Linked DNA regions of Mus musculus: region 1 is linked to region 2. The links are chromatin loops, found by intact Hi-C in ENCODE. Cell type or tissue: heart. All regions are shown on one strand.

The links. A loop is a pair of places that touch in the nucleus more often than their neighbours do. Peaks named below come from ENCODE experiments on the same cell type or tissue, not always from the same donor. Only the 100,000 strongest peaks of a DNase experiment are listed, where the experiment ranks them.
Region 1: a loop joins it to region 2, with 7 times the contacts of the local background. A loop is called at or near these places in 5 of 42 quality-filtered maps.

What each region holds. Positions count from the first base shown.
Region 1 is chr16:10,543,959-10,546,458 of GRCm38, reverse strand. It overlaps Clec16a (C-type lectin domain family 16, member A), which reads right to left and starts at 1,120. Exons shown (of 23, transcript NM_001204229.1): 1 at 817-1,120. The coding sequence starts at 896. In heart, no CTCF peak of the experiment used is centred here; a DNase peak (open chromatin) is centred at 1,068; H3K4me3 peaks cover 1,883 bases; H3K27ac peaks cover 1,077 bases.
Region 2 is chr16:11,253,138-11,255,637 of GRCm38, reverse strand. It overlaps Gspt1 (G1 to S phase transition 1), which reads left to right and starts at 1,313. Exons shown (of 15, transcript NM_146066.2): 1 at 1,313-1,995. The coding sequence starts at 1,641. LOC115488671 reads left to right here and starts at 2,002. Exons shown (of 2, transcript XM_030249388.1): 1 at 2,002-2,500. Mir1945 (microRNA 1945) reads left to right here and starts at 1,193; the gene lies at 1,193-1,270. In heart, a CTCF peak has its summit at 956; DNase peaks (open chromatin) are centred at 1,317 and 2,047; H3K4me3 peaks cover 2,026 bases; H3K27ac peaks cover 2,249 bases.

The DNA of each region.
Region 1 (2,500 bases), 710 kb after region 2:
TCAATCACTTAACATGCTCAACATTACCCAATTCTTGTACAGTTCCCAGTTCCCAGCTGGTAATGGCAAATTGGAAGGACAGAGAGAGAAAATATGCCCAAAGCTACAGTCATTAAGTCAGGATTTGAACACAGGTCTAACTCCAAAGCTAGCCTCTTCTGTGTACTTCCCTGTTTCCCCAGGACTCTGTAAGCCTCCTGTCTTCTCTAAAGGTGCTACTGCTGACTATCCCTCTAGAATTCCTTCTGAAAATACTTGTGTTCTTTTAATCAATGTTCTTTTTAGAGCACTTGTACATGTTCTGTGCGTTTTCTTCATTCTCTTATCCAACCAATCCTAAAAATAACCACAAAAAGTGGTACTGTCACTCTATTCGTTTTACAGTGAAGGAAACTGAAGCCTAAATGCATACTGTTAACTAAAATCGAATCCAGATCTGGCCGGGTCAATGGCCTCGTAACTATGCAGTCCAAGAAGTGCTACCCCAAGAAGCCCAGTGGCCACTGTCTGTCCCCGGGACATCAAGACAACTCCAGCCCACAAAACGAAAACTCAACGATGCCCTTACTTTTCAGGTTAGGTGTCTGGAGACTGAAAAATCACGCGACTTGTCCAAGGTCACACACAGAGCCAGAAGTGAAAGAGTCAGGGTTCGAAGCCAGGTGCCCTGACTCCAAAGCCTTGCGGATAACCAACATACAACCCTCCCGCGGCACCCCTGTCTTCCTCGCACCTCCGAGCCCCGCAAGCCAAGCCCGCGTCTGGGCGTCCGCGCCCGGCCCCGCGGCCTTCCCGCCGCGCGCCCCGCACACTCACTTCAGGTGGTCCAAGGAGTGGATGTTGCGGGAGGACTTGCTGTGGCCCCCGCCCACCCAGCTCCGTGAGCGTCCAAACATGTCCGCAGACCAGCCCTGTCGCCTGCCTCACGGTTTCATGTCCGAGCCGCCCAGCGGCCCGGTGTCCGCGGCGACATCTCAAGCCCAGCCAGCGGCGGCGGGGGCGGTGGAGAGACTGCCAAGCACCTTGCTCCCCAGCCCAAAGCCCCGCACTGACATTCAGCCGGAACCGGCCGTTCGACCGCCGCGCTTTACGGCCGCCGCCGCGAGGAAATCTGGGAAATGAAGTTCTCCGGCGAGGCTCTTGACGACAGGACTCTGCGAACGGACTACAAGGACCGGCATGACTCGCGCGACCGTCCAGAGGAGGCGGGACAAGAGGAAGGAAGAGGCTGGGCACTGTCAAGGTGGGCGGAAACGGTTTGCTGAAATCGGAGTAAGACTATCTGACCTTATTTATTGTTAGCTTTGTGATTAGAAGAGTGTCTCGAAACCCCAGCTAAAATTGGAGACCACCCTTGGCAATTTGGCAAGGTTTAGTTCTCTTAAAAAGTATTACGTGCGCGTGCGCGCGCGCGCGCGCGCACACACACACACACACACACACACGCACTTAGAGTCTGTAAAACTTTGGAAAGCAAGTTCTCGCCTTCCACTATTTGAGATCTGAGAATTGAAGTCGGATCTTCAGACTTGTCAGCATCTTTGCTTAACAGCTGAGCCATTTTGATGGGTCTAACTCTTTAAAAAAATTTTTTAAAGGGGTGGGAATGTGGCTTATGCATTATGGATGCAACCTTCAATATCGCAATAATAAGAATTAAAAATAAAAAGCATTGAGTAGTACATTATCATTTGTCATTATCCTAAGTGATTAATTATTTAATTCTCACAACCATATGAAGTAGATGCTGTTATTAACCTTATTTTACAATTCAGGAAACTGAGTCACAGAGGCACTTTATGTGTGACAGACGCAGGATTCAAGCCCAGGTACCCTTATTTGCTTCTGTTGACAAAACCAATCAGTAACATTCTGGTTTGTCCTTACAACCTTTTTCTTTTGCACATTAGTCTTAAAACATTTTGTAAAGATGTGAGCAGCATTGTAAAGCTAACCACGATGAACTTTCAGAGGTTTCCTCTGGTCATTATTGAAAACTCATGCCATTTCCCAACTAATTCAGTAAGAAAGAAAGAGAACTCCAAGATCTCCATGAAAGGTTACATACACCTGGACTTCCTTCCCAGACTGGAAGTGGGAACCTCGGTGGGAAGCAAGATTTTGTGCCCCACACCCTCTCATTTATTCATTTCTACATCTCATAGCTATTTAACCCCTGTGACAGCCCATTGACTGTCCTAGGAAAAGAGTTGAGTCAGGGACCAATGTTCTCTCCAGGGCCCAGGACAAGATTTGCACATAGCACGTTTTTAGATGAATATTGATAGAGTGAATGGTTTGCATTGCTTCCAAGAATTAGAGAGATGTAGACTGGCATCAGGCTAATGGTTTCCCATGTAAAAGTCATGAAAGAACAAGAACATGTCTGACCTCCAAAGGAAATGACAGAGACTCAGCAGCTTCGAGAATCCATTTCTCTGGAATTTGTTTTCCTCATCTGTGAAAAGGGAATATACTACATTGCCTTGTCCAGCTCCTA
Region 2 (2,500 bases):
TGAGTTCGAGGCCAACCTGGTCTACAGAGTGAGTTCCAGGACAGCCATGGCTATACAGAGAAACCCTGTCTCGAAAAACCAAAAAACCCAACAAAACAAAAACAAAACAAACAAAAAATTATTGACAACTTTGTCTATTACCTCTCTCGTTAGGCCAAATTCTCACTTTTTATTATACAAATGTTTAAAGTCAGCATTCCAATTTAGATATCTTAGATCCAGATTTAAAAAAAAAAAAAACTCGTTGTTTGAACATTTTGAATATGTTACTCTGTAATTTCCAAGTAGGTTAGTTGCATTCTGTCTAGACTCTTTTCAGAGCAAGTAAAATTAAGAGTATACTTTTCTTTGTCTTGGTCTCCATGGGTGAATTACAGGAGCATTTAACAGGTATTTAGAACAGGTATTCCTACTTCGTGCAGTAAAAAATAAAGGTGAATTTTATTTTTTCTTGCTTGTCACTTACCCCACAATTACTAAAATGCAACTTGAAAGTGTGAGATGCCCTCATTATTAAAGGACTGTAAGAATAGCTGACAGATGCGGCCTTTCAAAAGAACAGCACTTTACCTAATGGCAGCTAAGGAACTGGAAGCACCAAAATAGCCACTATTAGGTACCGCTGGGTACACTAAAAAATATGGCAATCCCGATTAATTTGTAAATCTCCTGGCAGGGAGGATGAAAGGACGAAAAAACATTTTAGGTGCGGGCTTTTAATGACTAGTCAAACATAACATGAGTCACTGAAATTTTCCAGTTAAGGATCCTTTTGCCGGACATCCTTGGACCTTTATGAGCCACACGCAGTTTCAGCTGTAACATCTCATGGTTTTACTGCCTCTTCCAAAAATGAATACATAAAAGGAAAGACGCCTCCCGCCGGCTTTGAAATGTAGGGCAAACTCTGGCTGCGGGTGGAGAGAAAGAGAATAAGGTATATAGACTGGGAGACAGAAAAGGCGCCGAAAAGGGAGAAGAAAAAAAAATTCCTCTAGGTTAGGCCTGCGGACCGGGTGTTCTCACAGGCTAGGGTGGATCGTCGCCTCGTGCGGAAGGGCTCGGCCCACCGTCTTGCCCTAGCCGAGTAGAGCCTACCCCTACCCCCACCCTGCGACAGATGGGCCACCAGACTTCTGCCTCCTCGCGCTGCCTGCCGGGAGTTCCAGCCGCTTCCGGTGACGCTTGAGCGCTGAACTCCGACTCCCGTCAGCCCCCGAGAAAACCGCACCGGGTCTTCGCGGGTACTGTCGGGACTTGTAGTTTAGCTATCGGCCGCGCTTCGTAGGCGGAAACGCGGGCGGACACAGACGGGAACTACCGAGGCGAAGGTACGGGTGGTAGCGAGAGGTCAATTCTCTCCAAACGTGGGGTTGGCGGTGAGGCCGGCGGCGGTAGTTGGGGTTGGGTGGGAGGAGATCCTTTCGCACACACGAGGAGGGTTGAGCCGCTGTCGACCTGGTCTCGAGTGTACTGTCTGGACTGTAGCTGCTGCCCAGGACGCCGGCGAGTGAGTCATTGACTGTCAGCTCCCCAGTCTTGCCGTCCTCCCCGGGTCAGCGCGGCCTGCTCCTCCCCGGTCGGCCGCCCCCGCCTCCATTTCCCGCCCTCTCTTCACCACACACACGGCCCCCCCGATCATGGATCCTAGCAGCGGCGGTGGCGGCGGTGGCGGCGGCGGCGGGAGCAGCAGCAGCAGCGACTCTGCGCCCGACTGCTGGGACCAGACGGATATGGAGGCCCCCGGGCCCGGGCCTTGCGGCGGCGGCGGGAGCGGCAGCGGCTCCATGGCCGCGGTGGCCGAGGCCCAGCGTGAGAACCTCAGCGCGGCTTTCAGCCGGCAACTCAACGTCAACGCCAAGCCTTTCGTCCCCAACGTCCACGCCGCTGAATTCGTGCCGTCCTTCCTGCGGGGTCCGGCCCAGCCGCCGCTATCCCCAGCTGGCGCAGCCGGAGGCGACCACGGAGCAGGCAGCGGCGCGGGAGGCCCTTCGGGTAAGTTGCCGGGCTGGATATCCCCAAGGCACGGGCGGCGGCCTGGGGCCGGAGTTCCGCGGTGGGCTGGGTGGAGAGGACGGGAGGCCGGCCGGCCCGCACGTGGGGCGCTGACAGCGGCGCCGGCTGGTCTGGGTGGGGCGCCTCCAGTCTGGGAGCTGCTTGGCTTGGGGCGCCTGGGCCAGGAGGAGCAGAGACCAGGGGACCCGGGGGCGATTGCCCCGCCGCGGAAGGCCGCACGCGGTTCACCCCTAGGCATAGGAACTGTATGGGACCCTGCCAGCCCTGGGCCAGTCAGTGCCACGAGGCCCAGAAGTGGGGACTGATAGGGCTTGAAGTCCGGCAGGAGGAGGGTGTGAAAGTCTAGGGTTTGGGGGACAGGACTTGTCTCTTCGCTGGCCCAGAGAGCTGCTCCTACTGTAGTTTCTACGTTTGGAACTGTAATTGCGTTTTAAGTATCGGTGGCACTAAAGCGACCTGAAGGAATCCCAAGATGCATTGCAGG